Regions from separate parts of the Homo sapiens genome. Here region 1 is linked to region 2. Evidence: chromatin contacts called from ENCODE Hi-C or POLR2A ChIA-PET data. All regions are on one chromosome and are shown on one strand. Each heading gives the region's core, a stretch centred on a gene start or an enhancer-like site at or near the end of the contact. The rest is flanking DNA. Distances are from core to core; before and after follow the strand shown. Region 1 has its middle 89 kb from the start of LINC02715. Region 2 overlaps LOC105369484 (a long non-coding RNA gene).

Evidence for each region. A loop is a pair of places that touch in the nucleus more often than their neighbours do. ChIA-PET counts read pairs that join two places held with the same protein, here RNA polymerase II (POLR2A).
Region 1: a map of endothelial cell of umbilical vein shows a loop between it and region 2 (4-fold over the local background). The contact joins two enhancer-like sites. A Hi-C loop is called at or near these places in 1 of 168 maps with a recorded cell type or tissue (endothelial cell of umbilical vein). POLR2A ChIA-PET finds 5 or more read pairs at or near these places in 1 of 52 experiments (H1).

What each region holds. Positions count from the first base shown.
Region 1 is chr11:109,909,506-109,917,232 of GRCh38, reverse strand. No RefSeq gene overlaps it. Among named protein-coding and RNA genes, the nearest start is that of LINC02715, 89 kb to the right of the region's middle. Within about 2 kb of position 3,017, at least 2 of the 41 ENCODE cell types and tissues checked have a DNase peak (open chromatin) inside an H3K27ac peak, as active enhancers do; they include endothelial cell of umbilical vein, where a contact is called at or near this core.
Region 2 is chr11:109,964,623-109,972,465 of GRCh38, reverse strand. LOC105369484 (a long non-coding RNA gene) reads right to left here. Exons shown (of 3, transcript XR_948004.2): 2 at 61-140. Among named protein-coding and RNA genes, the nearest start is that of ZC3H12C, 120 kb to the left of the region's middle. Within about 2 kb of position 1,250, at least 4 of the 41 ENCODE cell types and tissues checked have a DNase peak (open chromatin) inside an H3K27ac peak, as active enhancers do; they include endothelial cell of umbilical vein, where a contact is called at or near this core.

The sequences.
Region 1 (7,727 bases), core at 1,768-4,267, 57 kb after region 2:
AACTTGTCACATCACTTTGTATGCATAAAACCTACTGCCTGCAGGACAAATTCCAAGTTCTTTAGCATGAAGTACAAAGTCTTTCACAATTTAACCATGGTTTACATTTTGAACTTTTTCTCCCTTTCCTTTCGGTGTGGAATTCCAAATGCTCTGTAATTTCTAACCCACCCATTGTGCAGGGCAAAAACCCTGGAGTATCTTCAACTCCTTCCTTTCTCTCACATCCCATTTCCAATCCATCAGCAAATCCTAATGGCTCTACCTTCAAAATATACCATAAATTTGAGCATTTTAGCCATATATACTCATACTATCCTGGTTCAGTTTAACATGATCTGTTGGATAGATTATTGGAATACTTTGTAACTGGTTTCCCTGATGTCTATGTATCACAGAGTAGGATAGTGATCCTCTTAAAACCTAAATCAGGTCACATCACTCCTGTCCTCAAAGCCCTCCAGTGACTTCTTGTCTCACTTGGAAGGAAGCTCAGAGTCCTCACCAGGGTCCTAGATCACCTACTACTTCCCCACTCATTTGCTGTGCCGCAGCCACTTTTCCTGCTCTCAGGAGCTTTGCACGCACTATCGATCTCCTCTTTCTGAAAATGCCTTCCCCGGGTATCCACACAGCTGACTATCTCATTTATTTCAGGTTTCACCTCGAATGTCACCTTATTAATGAGGTCTTCCCTATTCAATGTATACAAAATAGTATCTCCTCGTTTACACTCTTTAACCTGCTTCATTTTTCCCCATAGCATTTAACAACATCAAATATGTTTACTTATATGTTACCAGGCCCCACATTAAAATATAAATTCCACTGGGCATGGTGGCTCACGCCACATAATCCCAGCACTTTGAGAGACTGAGGTGGGTGAATCACCTGATGTCAGGAGTTTGAGATCAACCTGACCAACATGGTGAACCTCCATCTCTACTAAAAATACAAAAATTTGCCGGGTGTGGTGGCACATGCCTCTAAGTCCCAGCCACTTGGGAGGCTGAGGCACGAGAATCACTCGAACCCCAAAGGTGGAGGTTACAGTGAGTCAAGATTGCACCACTGCACTCCAGCCTGGGCAACAGAGCAAGACTCCATCTCAAATAAATAAATAAATTCCTTTAGGGATGACTTTATCTACTTTGCTTATTTTGGCATCCTTAATTTCTAGAACAGTGCCTAGCACAAACTAAGGACTCATTAAAATATTTCTTGCCTTAATCGAAGTGATTGAGGGACAGTTTTGCTTCTTTCCTCATGTTAAGACTAGATTGTTGAGCTCAGTTTCTTTTGGATAACTACTGAGTAATTTGCTCTAAGTAAAATATTATCTGAGCTGAGATTTTACAGGGGTATTTATATTTCTAATAATACTGATACCATATATAGGACATTGGAGAATGCTATATTTTTATAGTAACTGCATCTTTATTATTTTATTTGGCCCTCATAACACAATATAGAAGGTATTAATGTTATCACTTCCATTTTTTCTTAGGTTAGAAAACCGATGCTTTACTAAGATGCAAAATGTCAGTACTTTAAAGATAAGGAAACAGTAATCTACAGAAAATATGGATTCGACCATGACCCTAGTGTAGCCTGGAAAAGAAAAAAACAGAGAGATAATATAATCTTTTGATATTTTACAGTCAGTCTATGGAAGGACAAACAATTCCAACCAATGGAGTGAGAAATATTTTTGAAAAATTATATCCATCCCAAAATAGAACAAGCCACCTTGAGAGTGACTCATCAATGGAAGTGTTGCAACAATGACTAGACTATTAGTTTCAGGCCAAACTTGTCACAGAACGAATGCCATACAGAAAACTCTAGGTATTCTTTAAACCCAATGATCTATGAATCCATAAACTGTATCATACTTCATGCTCCAAAGAGTATTTCAGATCCTTTAGTGATGGAAAAAGAACCGTTATGAAAAAGAGTGAAATAAATCACTGTCTCTTGCATAGCTCCCTTCTGTATCTCAGGTAGCTTGTAAGAAGCAGCCCTGTTACAAATTTCAAGTAAAGAGCCTGAGGGCTTAACAATGAAATCAAAGAAGGGACATTAGACCAGGCAATACCAGCTGCTATAGCGGCAGGAGAACAAGCTCCACGAATTTCCTTGATACAAACAGTCCAGTTCTGTGCTTAACCTCTGCACCAGCTGCCCAGAGTGAGGGAACAGTGTCAGAACTAGCAGAGTCTATTGTTGACAAAAGGAAACTGGTGGTAGAAGGTCAGATGCAAGTAAGAGATGGTGTTTTCACATCCTGGGAATTGAGCTGTTGTTTAGAAGTGAGTTTGATAGAAATCATTTTTCCTTTCCTGGCTGATCTGCAGCCAAGCATGTGGGTCAGAAATTTCAAACAGATAAACAAGGGTCTCACCCTAAAGCACTCTCAAGAAAGCTTGTTTAGTCAGCTACATAATGTTTGAGATAAATTTAAAAACTACTGTTTTGTTGACCCTGAACTAATTTTGTTTAAATGATGCTTGAAACTAAGATCTGGGCTAAGGAATGGGGGATTGAAATGGAATGCTTAACCAGTGGCATATGAAAGGATAATTTTTTATCTCATTGAGTTTATAGTACATTTATAAATAGAAAACATTGCATTAACCACATAAAAGAAATTATGAAAGCAGTTGTCATGAATATCCAAAGGGAAAGCTCAATATTTTTCAAGTTCTTCAGTAAGGGAGCTTTAAAGTCAGTAAATTACTATGGCGTATCAAGAGACAGCTTGTCTAAGAGATAGTTGTCTATCGTTTGTTGTCAAATCTAATTTCTTTGTGAAAGATCTCCCCACCTCCTATCTGTGTGCTTTACTCTTGCTTTAGGACCTCTGCTGGCTTCCTCTTCATTTTTGAACAAAGCTCTGACTCCAGTATGGTGTAGAAAACCCTTCACACTGAGCTCTGTTAGGTAACTCTAAGCGCCAGCATTGTGCCACTCTACAGGCTCCACAGCAGAATTCCATTTCCTGAACCTGCTAGACTGGTTTCAGCACTCGCTCTTACTCATTTTTACTCTGCCTACTCGGAATGCTCTCTCTTCGCTTCTTCATCCCAGCAAGCTCCTTTCCATCCTGAAACTTGCAGGTAGTGGTGGTAAGGGAATGAACCCTTTCTGAAGTCTTGCCCATCCTCAGATGAACTTACAATTCTCTGTAAACCAATGGGATTTCTCATCTTTACTGCTACGCTGTTATAGTCTTGATGAACATCTTTATGGTTCATAATGAATTACTAATTAAAATGAATGTATCCTGACCATCTTTACACTCTCACTAATGATGCAGTTTAATACAGTGGCACTGGAGCCAGGCTCCCTGTACATTTTTTAAAGGCTGCTCTACTTACTAGTGGATGTATTTGGGCAATTATCTAATCTTCATAGAAAGTGTTTAGAATAAGGCCTGGTTCATGTACTCAGTACACTTTAGCTATTATTTATATGTCCCAAGACTGGCACGTTCTTGATGTTTAATAATCATAACCACAAACACTTACTAAGCACTTGGTATGTGGTCATGTTAAGTACCTTTTTACTTTTTATTCTGTGGGTACATAGTAGGTGTATATGTTAAGTACCTTTCATGTAATGCCTCATGAATTCACACGGCCAGGGCCAAGACTAGAGCGAGGGGCTAGCAAGGCATCTAAGGGCAGAAAATTTAAGGAAGTGCTCAATGTTGGGGTTGAGCAAGTGACCTCTGCTGAGCCTACACTGCATGGTCTTGAGAATGACAACCTCCGTAACTTATCTAACACCTTTATTGAGATATTTATATACTATATACTATAAATCAATTTATATACTATACAATCCATTTATTTCAAGTGTACAATTCAGTGGCTTTTAGTATATTCACGGGGTGGTGTGACCATCACAATCAATTTTGGAACATTTTCATCACCCTCGCAAGACCCTGTACACAGTCAGTCCTCTCTTACCTTCAATCTCCCCGGCTCTAGGCAACCACGAATCTACTCTTTGTTTCTATAGATTTGCCTCTTCTAGACATTTTATATAAATATGCCTTATGTGGTTCTTTGTGACTCGCTTCTTTCACTTAGCATATTGTTTCCAAGGTTCACCCATGTTGTGGCATCTCTCAGTACTTCCTATTTTTAATTGCTGAATGGTATTCCATTGAAGGGATATACCACATTTTACTTATCTATTCTCCAGTTGATGAATACTTGTTATAGCTTTAATTAGTGCTAACATTTAGCTTATGATATATTGGAGTTAATTTTTTTATTGTGGTAAGAACACTTAACACTATGTACTTGGGTTGTTTCCACTTGTTGACTACTATGAGCAATGTTGCTATGAGCATCTGAGTGGGTATGTTTTCATTTCTCTTGAGTATATACTTAGGAGTGAAGTTATTGGGTCAAATGGTAACTCTGTGTTTGACATTTTGAGTAACTGTCAGATTATTTTCCTAAGTGGTTGCACCATTTTACACTGCCACCATCTGGGTTCCAAATTCTTCACACTTTCCTCAACACTTTCCCTTTCCATCATTTGGGTTATAGCCACCCTAGTGCGTGTAAAGTGCTGTCTTACTGTGGTTTTGACTTGCATTTATATTTTCATGTGATTATTTGTCATTTGTATATCTTCTTTGGAGAAATGTCTATTTAGATATTTTGCCCATTTTTAAATTGGGTTATTTATGTTTTCATTATTGAGTTGTGTTTCTTTTATATGTTCTAGATAAAAGTATCTTATCAGATATATTATTTGCAAATATTTCCTCCCATTCTGAAGGTGTATTTTTATTTTTATTTTTCAAATAATGCCTTTTGGAGCAGAAAAGTCTTTGATTTTGATGAAGCCAAGTTTATCTTTTTCTTCTTTTTTCAATTGTGCTTTTGGTGTTGTATCTAAGAAAGCCTTGCCTAACCCCTGGTCATGAAGATTTACTCTTTTTTTTTGAGATGGAGTCTCACTCTGTCACCCAGGCTGAAGTGTGGTGGCACGATCTTGGCTCACTGCAACCTCGGCCTCCAGGGTTCAAGTGATCCTCCTACTCCAGCCTCTCGAGTAGCTGGGACTACAGGCGCCTGCCACCATGCCCCGCTAATTTTTTGTATTTTTAATAGAGACGGGCCTTCACCATATTGGCCAGGCTGGTCTCAAACTCCTGACCTTGTGATCCGCCCACCACAGCCTCCCAAAGTGCTGGGATTACAGGCCCGAAGATTTACTCTTATGTATTCTTTTAAGAGTGTTATTGCTTTAGTTAGTGCTAACATTTAGGCTTATGACATATTGGAGTTAATTTTTTTTTATTGTGGTAAGAAGACTTAACATGAGATCCACTCTCTTGACAACATTTTTAAAGTGTATAATGCAGTATTGCTAACTATTGACATAATGTTATACAACATATCTCTGGAATTTATTAATCTTGAGTAACTGAAATCTTATGCCGTTGAACAGCAACTCCTTATTTCTTCCTCCCCTCAGCCCTTGGCAACCACTATTATACTTCCTGCTTGTATGAGTTTGACTAATTTAGATACTTCCTAAAAGTACACAAATGTACTATTAGTGTTTTTGTGGCTGGCTTACTTCACTTAGCGTAATGTTCTTAAGGCTCATCTATGTTGCTATATATGGCAGAATTTCCTTCTTTGTTAAGGTGAATAATATTTCATTCTGTGTTTATAACACTTTAAAAATCTACTCCTCTGTTGATGGACATTTAGGTTGTTTCCACATTTTGACTTTTGTGAATAATGCTGCAATGTATTATGGGAGTACAATATCTCTTATAGAGCCTATTTCAATTCTTTCAATTTTTTTCAATTCTTTTGGATAAGTACTCAAAAGTTGGACTGCTGGATCACATGATAGTTCTATTTTTAATCTTTTGAGGAAACTTCATACTGTTTATCATGGCAACTGCACCATTTTACATTATCCAAAATAGTTTACAGGGGTTCCAGTTTCTCCATGTCTTCACTAACACTTGTTATCTTTTGTTTCTAGTTTTTGATAAAAGTCATTTTAATAAGTGTGAGGTGTTAGCTATCTGATTCTGGTTTTCATTTGTATTTCCCTGGTGATTAAAGATGTTGAACATTTTTTCATGTACTTGTTAGTCATTTATATGTCTTTAGAAAAATGTTTATTTATGTCCTTTGTCAATTTTTGAATCAGGTTTTTAGTTTTTTTTTTAAACTATTGAGTTGTAGAAGTTCCTTATATATTTTGGATATTAACCCATTCATAGATATGTGGTTTGCAAATATTTTCTCCCATTTTGTATGTGATCCCTTCACTCTGTTGATTACTTCATTTGCTGTGCAGAAGCTTTTTAGTTTAATGTAGTCTCACTTGTTTATTCTTTGTTGACTGCACTTGTTTATTCTTTGTTGACTGTGCTTTTGGTGTTATATCCTTGAAACCATTGCCAAGACCAATGTCATGACGATTTTCCCTTGTGTGTTTTTTTCTTTCTAGAACTTTTACAGTTTGGGGTCTTAAATGTAAGTCTTAAATCCATTTTGAGTTTATTTTTGTGTATGGTCTAATATAAAGGTCCGATTTCATTATTGTGCATGTAAATATCCAGTTTTCCCAAACGCCATTTATTGAAGAGACAATTATTACCCTGTCATATATTCTTGACACTCATGTTGAATATCAATTGACTCTATATGTGTGGATTTATTGCTGAGTTCTCTATTCTGTTCCATTGTTCTGTCTTGATGCCAGTACTAGTACAAATAGATTTGTAATGTATTTTGATATGATGCTCCAATTCTGATATTATACTTTGATATGATACTCCAGCTTTGTTCTTTTTTTTTTCTCAAGATTGTTCTAGTTCCTTTGTGGTTTTATATGAATTTTAGGATTTTTTTTCTATTTCTGTAAAAAAGTCAGTTGATTTCAAAAGAAGACATACAAATGTCCAACAGGTATAAGAAAAAAATGCTCAGTGTCTCTAATAATCTGGGAAATGCAAATCAAAGCTACCATGAAATATTCTCAGCCCAGTTAAAATGACTGTTAACAAAAAGACAAAAAATAATGGGTGCTGGTGAGAATATGGAGAAAGGTGAGGGCTTTTATACAGTTGTTGGGAATGTGAAGAAAATGCAGCCACTATGGAAAATTGTATGGAGAGTCCTCAAAAACTTAAAATAGAACTACCATATGATCCAGCAATCCTACTGCTGAGTATATATCCAAAAGAAGGGAAAGCAGTATGTCGAAAAGACATCTGCATTCTCATGTTTATTACAGCGCTATTTACCATAGCCAAGATATGGAATCAACCTAAGTATTCATCAACAGATGAATGCACAAAGAAAATGTGATACATACAACAATGAAATATATTATTCAAGCATAAAAATAATGATGTCTTGTAATTTGCAGCAACATGAATGGAACTGGAGGTCATTATGGTACATGAAATAAGCCAGGCACAGAAAGATAAATATCACATACTCTCACTCATACGTGAGAGCTAAAAAAATGGATCTCATGGAGATAGAGAGTACAATATTGAATACCAGAGGCTAGAAAGTGGGGAGGATGAAGAGAGGTTGACTAATGGGTCCAAAAATACAGTTAGGGCCAGGTGCACTGGCTAACGCCTGTAATCCCAGCACTTTGGAAGGCCAAGGCTGGTGGATTCCTTGAGCTCAGGAGTTCGAGATAAGCATAGGCAACATGAC
Region 2 (7,843 bases), core at 1-2,500:
TATTAATTGCGTAGAGCTCTGTGCTAAGGTTTTGCATATTGTAAAACTAAAGGGGCTTACAGTCATGTTGGAGAGATGGGGTGTGTGCATCGTCCAGTGCAGCATGTCTCAAGCACCCTCTATGCGATGGTCCCAGGAGTCTGGGGAAGGAGAGTAGCACGAAGCAGAACTATCAACTGCTGAGCCAAAAAGGCATGCACTGTGACACTTGAATTGCAGCTGCTTTAGAACCGTACCTAAAAATAGCTCCAGCTCAATCTGCAGAAATTCTGACCTTAATGGATATGCTCGAGTTCAAGAAAGATGATTTATTCTTAGATCTTTATAACCAACTGCGAAGGAAGTCTCAATCTCAGCAACATCAGTGATTACTCCTAATAATATCTATCTCCCAGACACATGCTTTGAAGATGAAATGAGACGATACAGGCAAAACAACACTGATTGCAATTCAGATATTTACTGGTATGGCTCATTATTCTTATATATTCAAGAGGTACAGTGGGTGCTTTTACATTTTAATAAGGAATACTAGATACCGAGTGAGGCCCTCCCCTCACATCCACCAAATTGATCACTGCAGTGTTTGCATCAAAATAGCAGTATCAGTATCAAAATAATCAGATTTTGAATGCCTCAGAATACCCAAAGCATCCACTTCTAAATTGCTATTTAAGATGAATGCTCTACCTTTTATATTGCATTTTTGAAACTGAGTCAATCAGAAAAGTACTTTGATGTTGTAAATACCTACACATCAGCTCATCTGCTTTTAAATTAATCAAAATATTTAGGCATCTTCACAGAAATTTCTCATATTCATAAAACAAGGCAATAGTTATTTACTTCCTGGCATGGTAATATGTTTTGGGCAATCTCTGTTTGACTTGCATAAAAGGAATAAAAGCTAGTTTCATGAAACTCCATTGTCAGAATAATGAATGTTTTAAAAATACACTATTCAAAGCCTGCTCAACTCTCTTCCTCAGGCTATGGAGAATGTTTCTCCAGTGAGTCTTAGAAGGAAGGAAACCCTTCCTTCACCCCACTTCCTGTGCCTCCTTTAGAGCTGGGCTTGTAGCCAGAGTGAACAGAGAATGGCAAAACTGTTAAAAGGTTAACCGTCAACATGGCGTTCTCAGCATCTCTCAAAGGCACTTAGGAAACTAGTTGCAAGGAGATGAGTAGCAGCCAGAGAGCACCCCAGAGAGTACACTTGTGCTTATTATTCCACATGATTACATATTCAAATTGGTTTTAATTCCTGGGCAGCCATGGGGATGTTGGGGGAGGTGGGAAATAGCTTGCTGGAAAGGGGCAAGAACGGCGGAAGGAGCAGGTCTGGCATTAAAAATGTGCTGCAGATACTTCTCTAAGGCAAATGAGCCTCACGATTACGAATTTAGGCAACAAGGAAAGAGCTGTGGATCTAAAAAACGAGGTTGAATTTCCACGTGACATATGATAATCCCTTTCAATACATTAAGAATTCTACTTTGCATCAGCGTTACAGACTTCTTTTTCTTGAATCCTTCATAAAGGGCTTTAAAAAATTCTACTGTGGCCAGGTAAGTTAACCCATACCCATGCTGCCTTATAGATTCAAAAACCCCAGGGATTATAAGTAAATGTCTGTGACATTTTAGTCAGCTGGAGTTGGTGTTAGGAAACTTTTGAGGGTTCGTGGCTACAGATATAACCTTTGGCTGTCTTCACCAACTGTGGTTTTGAGAGGATTCACAGTGGTTACGTTTGAAGGTGTGGGCAGAGGTAGGGGAATTTGAAAAACATATGCAATTGTTTATTAGCTTTGTATGTTTGTAACCTTTCAATGGCACTTTCAAATAAAAAATACTCAGCATTTGAAAAGCCATGTTTTATTGCTAGAAATAGAATAAATGGAATATAAACATAGATAGCAGTGAGTATAATCTATTTAACACACATTATAGGATTTAAAAATCCTAATCAAGTTTGCCATTTCATCCAGGAATCTGTAATAGAACCTAATTGAGATGTGTTGAGACTTGGGAGGATTAATCACAGGAGGATGGAACTGAATTAGGAGGAGGTGAGACTCGGAGAATGAAATGCAGCAGGGATTTCGAGGAGAGGGATTGGACTCAACACAGCATTATCTAGAAGGTTAACAACAGACTATGGCTGATAGACCATGTAATAGCAGGAGAACCCAACATAAGGGTGTGGGCAATGAGAGTTTTGACCAAGAAGAATTTCAGAGCAAGTGATATTCAAAGGTCTAAGTAGCTCTGTCCAATAGAAATATGTAGTTTAAAATTTTCTAGTAGCTATATTTTAAAAAGTAAAAAGAAACATATACAATAAATTCTAATAATATATTTCATTAAACTCACTATATCCAAAATATTATAACTTGTGGCACAGTGCCCAGTGGCCACAGGTGGCTATCATATTGAAAAGCACAGAAATCAATCAGTTCTTTGGCACCAGGTAAGTCTATCAGGTCAGAGGAAGACCAACATCATGACTGGATGGAAATGGGCATATTAAATGGACGTGTTAACTGGTAATTTGCAGAAGAGAAAGTATAAATGGTTAGACAGTTTATAAAATAATTTCCACCTCACTTGTAATAAAAGCTATAAAAATTAAAATATCAGCAAGATATTATTTCTCAACTGTCAAAATAGCCAAGGTTAAAAAAATGGAGTTGTTTGAAGGTATGCTAAAACTCACATGATGCTGTTAGCAGTATAAATTGGTATAACTATTGGAAAATAGTTTTATATTTCATATCAAGAGCTTGGAATTGTTTTTCTTACTTTTGGAACTCTATAACAAAAAACAATAGCAATCATTACTGAATGCTTATTACATGAAAGATGATATGTTTAGCGTTTAATTATTTTAAGTCTTTTAACCATCACAACAGCTCTGGGAAGTAGATGTTATTATCCAGTTTTAACCCTATGAAAATAAATCAAAGTATGGAAAAATTATGGATTAATATGTTATTAATAGCATTGTTATAAGAAGCAAAAAATAGAGGCAAAAAAACAGATTTAGTAAAAACCCTAATATTTCAGAATCAGGAAATAGTTAACTAAATGAAATTTTTCAATGGAATCAATGTATTTGTAAGAGTGCTTTTTAAAGAATATGAAATGACATGGGAAAATACATATCTTAGTCTGCTATTGCCACAATAAAGCCGCATAACAAACATTAAATCTGTCTGGCCGAAAACAACAAACATTTACTTATTTTGCTTATGTTTGCGGGTTAGCTGGAATGAGACTCTGCTTTTGGCTTCAGGTAAACCGGCCTTGGCTGCAGGTTGCAGGTCTGGGCTCAGGTATGTTGCTCTGTATTCATTTTGGAGCCCAGGTTGAAGGGGTATCTGCTACCAGGGGGAAGCTCTTCTCATGGGAGTCTCCTAGGGGGCAAGAGGATGAGTGCAACCACACAGCACATCCGCTTGCTTCATGTCTACCAACTTCTGATTGGCCAAAGCAAGTCACATGGCCCAGCCTAAAGTGAGGGATGGGGAAGTATCCTCTGCTTGCCTTGAGAAGATGGCAAGAATGAGTTATGTCTAATTCTCTTTTGAGGGAAAAAAAGAACAGGCACAAATAATTCAATTAACCCCAGTCTGCTTTCCATTGCCTTTCTTCACATCCCTCCCACAGGTGCTTGCGTCCATCTCAAGATCCTTCCAAATCTCATCCCCTGCTGGTGTCTTCTAGTAGGAGAAGAGTGAGATGCACATAGCGGTCATGGTTTATAGCCATTGTGAAATCCTCGTTGATCAATGTTGCCAGGTTCCCCTACCTTGGGAGAAGGGAATATTCTTACTGGCTTAGACCCCATTACTGCTCCCTGGGCATAGCTCCCCAAACCTCAGTTCATTATTTCTCTATGGTTTTTGGCTCCACTCTTTGGGAAGTCCCTTGCCAAAATCCCCCTTGGTCACTTCTAAAGTGGGCATTGGAGAATATGCCGTATTTGGTGTCTGAGTCACCCTCTCAGCCTGCACCCTCCCTGTGGAAGGTTGGGGTAGGAGGAGACTAGAGGCAGTTTTATATCTCAAAAAGTCACAATCGCTTTTAGTTCATGTTAACAGAAATTTTCTCAATATAGGTTTATTTTTTTATTCCCTATAAATGCAGGATTTCTGGGCCATGTTTATGTACTCTCAATTCTGTTGCAAGGTAGCCATGCTTTCCTTGGAACCTGTATTAGTCAGGGTTCTCTAGAGGGACAGAACTAATAGGATAGATGTGTATATGAAAGGACTTTTATAAAGAAGTATTGACTCACACAAACACAAGATGAAGTCCCACAATAGGCCATCTGCAAGCTGAGGAGCAAGGAAGCCAGTCTGAGTCCTAAAACCTCAGAAGTAGGGAAGCCAAGAGTGCAGCCTTCAGTCTGTTGCTGAAGGCTCCAGGACCCCTGGCAAATCACTGGTGTAAATCTAAGAGTCCAAAAGCTGAATAACTTGGAGTCTGATAGTTGAGGGCAGGAAGAAAGGAAGCAAAGATAGTTGAGGATGAAAGAAGCAAGGAAGAAAGATGAAGGCCGGAAGACTCAATGAGTCAAGTCCTTCCAACTTCTTCTGCCTGCTTTATTCTAGCCATGTTGGCAGCTGATTAGATGGTGCCCACCTGGATTGAGAGTGGGTCTGCCTCTCCCAGTCCACTAACTCAAATGTTAATCTCCTTTGGCAACACCCTGACAGACACACTCGGGAACGATACTTTGCATCCTTCAATCCAATCAAGTTGACATTCAGTATTAACAATCACAAGTCCACCCTTTGTCAACTTGAACCCGTACGCATCTCCTGAAATCATACATAATCTTCAAATAAAGACAATCAATAAAAGGTCATAATTATGCCTAACATAATACAACTATTCTTTGTACAAATGGAAGTGCACTAATCCTTAACCTAAGTGCTATTACATAAAGTTAACAACACTTAAATGCTGATATAAAGTCAATAAATCTTATGTCATATGATAAAGGAAAAAGAAAAGAAATAAAATGAAGATATTTCCTTAGTATAAGTGTACACATGCACAAACATGTTCTTAACAAAATAAGGGGAAATACTCATGACAATTACAGTTCTCGTTTCTGCAGCTGGTCATGTGGTTGTAGCTGGTATTGGTGACTACCTTCTACTAACCATTCTGTATTCCCTTTGCCTTCAGCAAGCACCTCAGTGGGTGGTGAATTTTTACCTGGTGGAGTGACCCAGACCTTCATTCCTGAAGGGTCTGGGTCATCTGTAGTCCTGCCTGGATTGGGTTGTTTTAGTTTCCCATTGACCTTAATCACAGGGTATGATATAAGAGACGCCCTAAGAGATCTCCTGTGTAGACTGATTTCATCTTGACAGACCAGATCAATCACCCCAGCCAACAATGTAACTCCTTACTTAGCCTGTTGACTTAGAGGTAGGAGGAGCCCAAAGTGTCCAGGTGGCAATCGTAACTTCCAGTTTAATGGGATCATTGTTGAGTCTCCTGGTGGCAGCATTCCTCCCTCTGGAACTAAGACCTCTAGACCAGCAGAACGTAATGTCACAGGAACAGGAAGCAAAAATTTTGCTGGGGGGTCACTAGGGATGATGGTGAGCGGTGCCACTTCCATTTCCATCCCTTGATTCCTGGACCCATGAATACTGGCTCTGAGGGAAACAGTACCATATATTGGATGCTGATTCAAAGCATACACAACCTTCTGGAGAACTTTGCCCCAGCCCTGCAAAGTGCTATCACCTAGTTGGTGGTGTCATTTTGACTTCAAAAGGCCATTCCACCGTCCTATCAATCCGGCTGCTTCAGGATGATGGGGAACATGGTAAGACCAGTGAATTCCATGAGCATGAGCCCATTGCTGCACTTCTTTGGTTGTAAAGTGAGTGCCTTGGTCAGAGGCAATGCTGTGTGGAATACCATGACAGTGGATAAGGCATTCCATGAGTCCACAGATGGTAGTCTTGACAGAAGCATTGTGTGCAGGATAGGCACACCCATATCTGGAGTAAGTATCTGTTCTGGTGAGAACAAACCATTGCTCTTTCCATGATGCAAGAGCTCCAATATAATCAGCCTGTCACCAAGTAGCTGGCTGATTGAGGAATGGTGCCATATCAAGAGCTCAGTGTTGGTCTCTGCTGCTGGCAAATTGGGCACTCAGCAGTGGCTGTAGCCAGGTCAGCCTTGGCGAGTGAAAGTTCATGTTGCTGAGCCCATGCATAACCTCTGTCCCTGCCACCATGGCCACTTTGTTCATGGGCCCATTCGGTGATGAGAGGGGTGGCTGGGGAAAGAGGCTGAGTGTTATCCACAGAATGAGTCATCCTATCCACTTGATTACTGAGGTCACCCTTTAGTGAACCTTCACATGAGATACAAATAGCTTCACAGTTTTTTACCACTCAGAGAAGTCCATCCATATACCTCTTCCCCAAATTTCCTTGTCACCAATTTTCCAATCATGCTTCTTCCAAGTCCCTGACCATCCAGCCAAACCATTGGCTACAGCCCATAAATCAGTATGTAATCGCACATCTGGCCATTTTTTCTTCCAAGCAAAGTGCACGGCCAGATGCACTGCTTGAAGTTCTGCTCACTGGGAAGATTTCCCTTCACCGCTGTCCTTCAGGGATGTCCTAGAAAGGGGCTGTAGTGGTGCAGCTGTCCACTTTCAGGTGGTGCCTGCATATCATGCAGAACCATCTGTGAACCAGGCCCTAGTCTTCTCTTCCTCTGTCAACTCATCATAGGGAACTCCTCATGAGGTCATTGGTGCAGGCTGAGGGAGAGAAGGCAGGGTGACAGAAGTGGAGATCATGGGCATTTGAGCCACTTTCTCATGTAACTTACTTGTGCCCTCAGGAACAGCCTGAGCTCCATCACATACATACCACTTCCATTTAATGATGGAATGCTGCTCTGCATGACCCACTTTATGGCTAGATGGGTCAGAAAGCAACCAGTTCATGATAGGCAGTTCAGGTTGCATGGTGACTTGATGACCCGTAGTCAAACATTCAGTTTCCACCAAAGCCTGGTAACAGGCCAAGAGCTGTCTCTCAAAAGAAGAGTAGTTATCTGTGGAAGATGGCAGGGCCTTGCTCCAAAATCCTAGAGGCCTCTGCTCTGATTCACCTATGGGGGCCTGCCAACGGCTCCAAACAGCATCCCTATCTGCCACTGACACCTCAAGCACCATTGAATCTGCTGGGTCATATGGCCCCAGCACTTACACAGCAGCCTGGACCTGCAGCAGAGCCTTCTCCTGTTCTGGACTCCATTCAAAATCAGCAGGCTTTTGGGTCACTTGATAAATGGGCCAGAGTAACACACCCAGATGAAGAATATTTTGCCTCCAGAATCCAAATAGGCCCACTAGGTGTTGTGCCTCTTTCTTGGTTGTAGGAGGGGCCAAATGAAGCAACTTATCTTTCACCTTAGAAGGATATAAAGATATATAAAGATATAGGCCACACACCACTGGAGCCCTAGAAATTTTACTGAGGTAAAAGGTCTCTGAATTTTAGTTGGATTTATTTCCCATCACGTGGCATGCAAATGTCTCACCAATAAGTCCAATGTGTTTGCTACGTCTCGCTCACTGGATCCAGTCAGCCTAATGTCATCAATATAATGGGCCAGTGTGATATTCTGTGAAAGGAAAAAGTGATCAAGATCTCTGTGAACAAGATTATGACACAAAGCTGGAGAGTTGATATACCCCTGAGGTAAGATAGTGAAAGTGTATTGCTGGTCTTGCCAGATGAAGGCAAATTGCTTCTGGTGGGCCTTATGGACAGGAATGGAGAAAA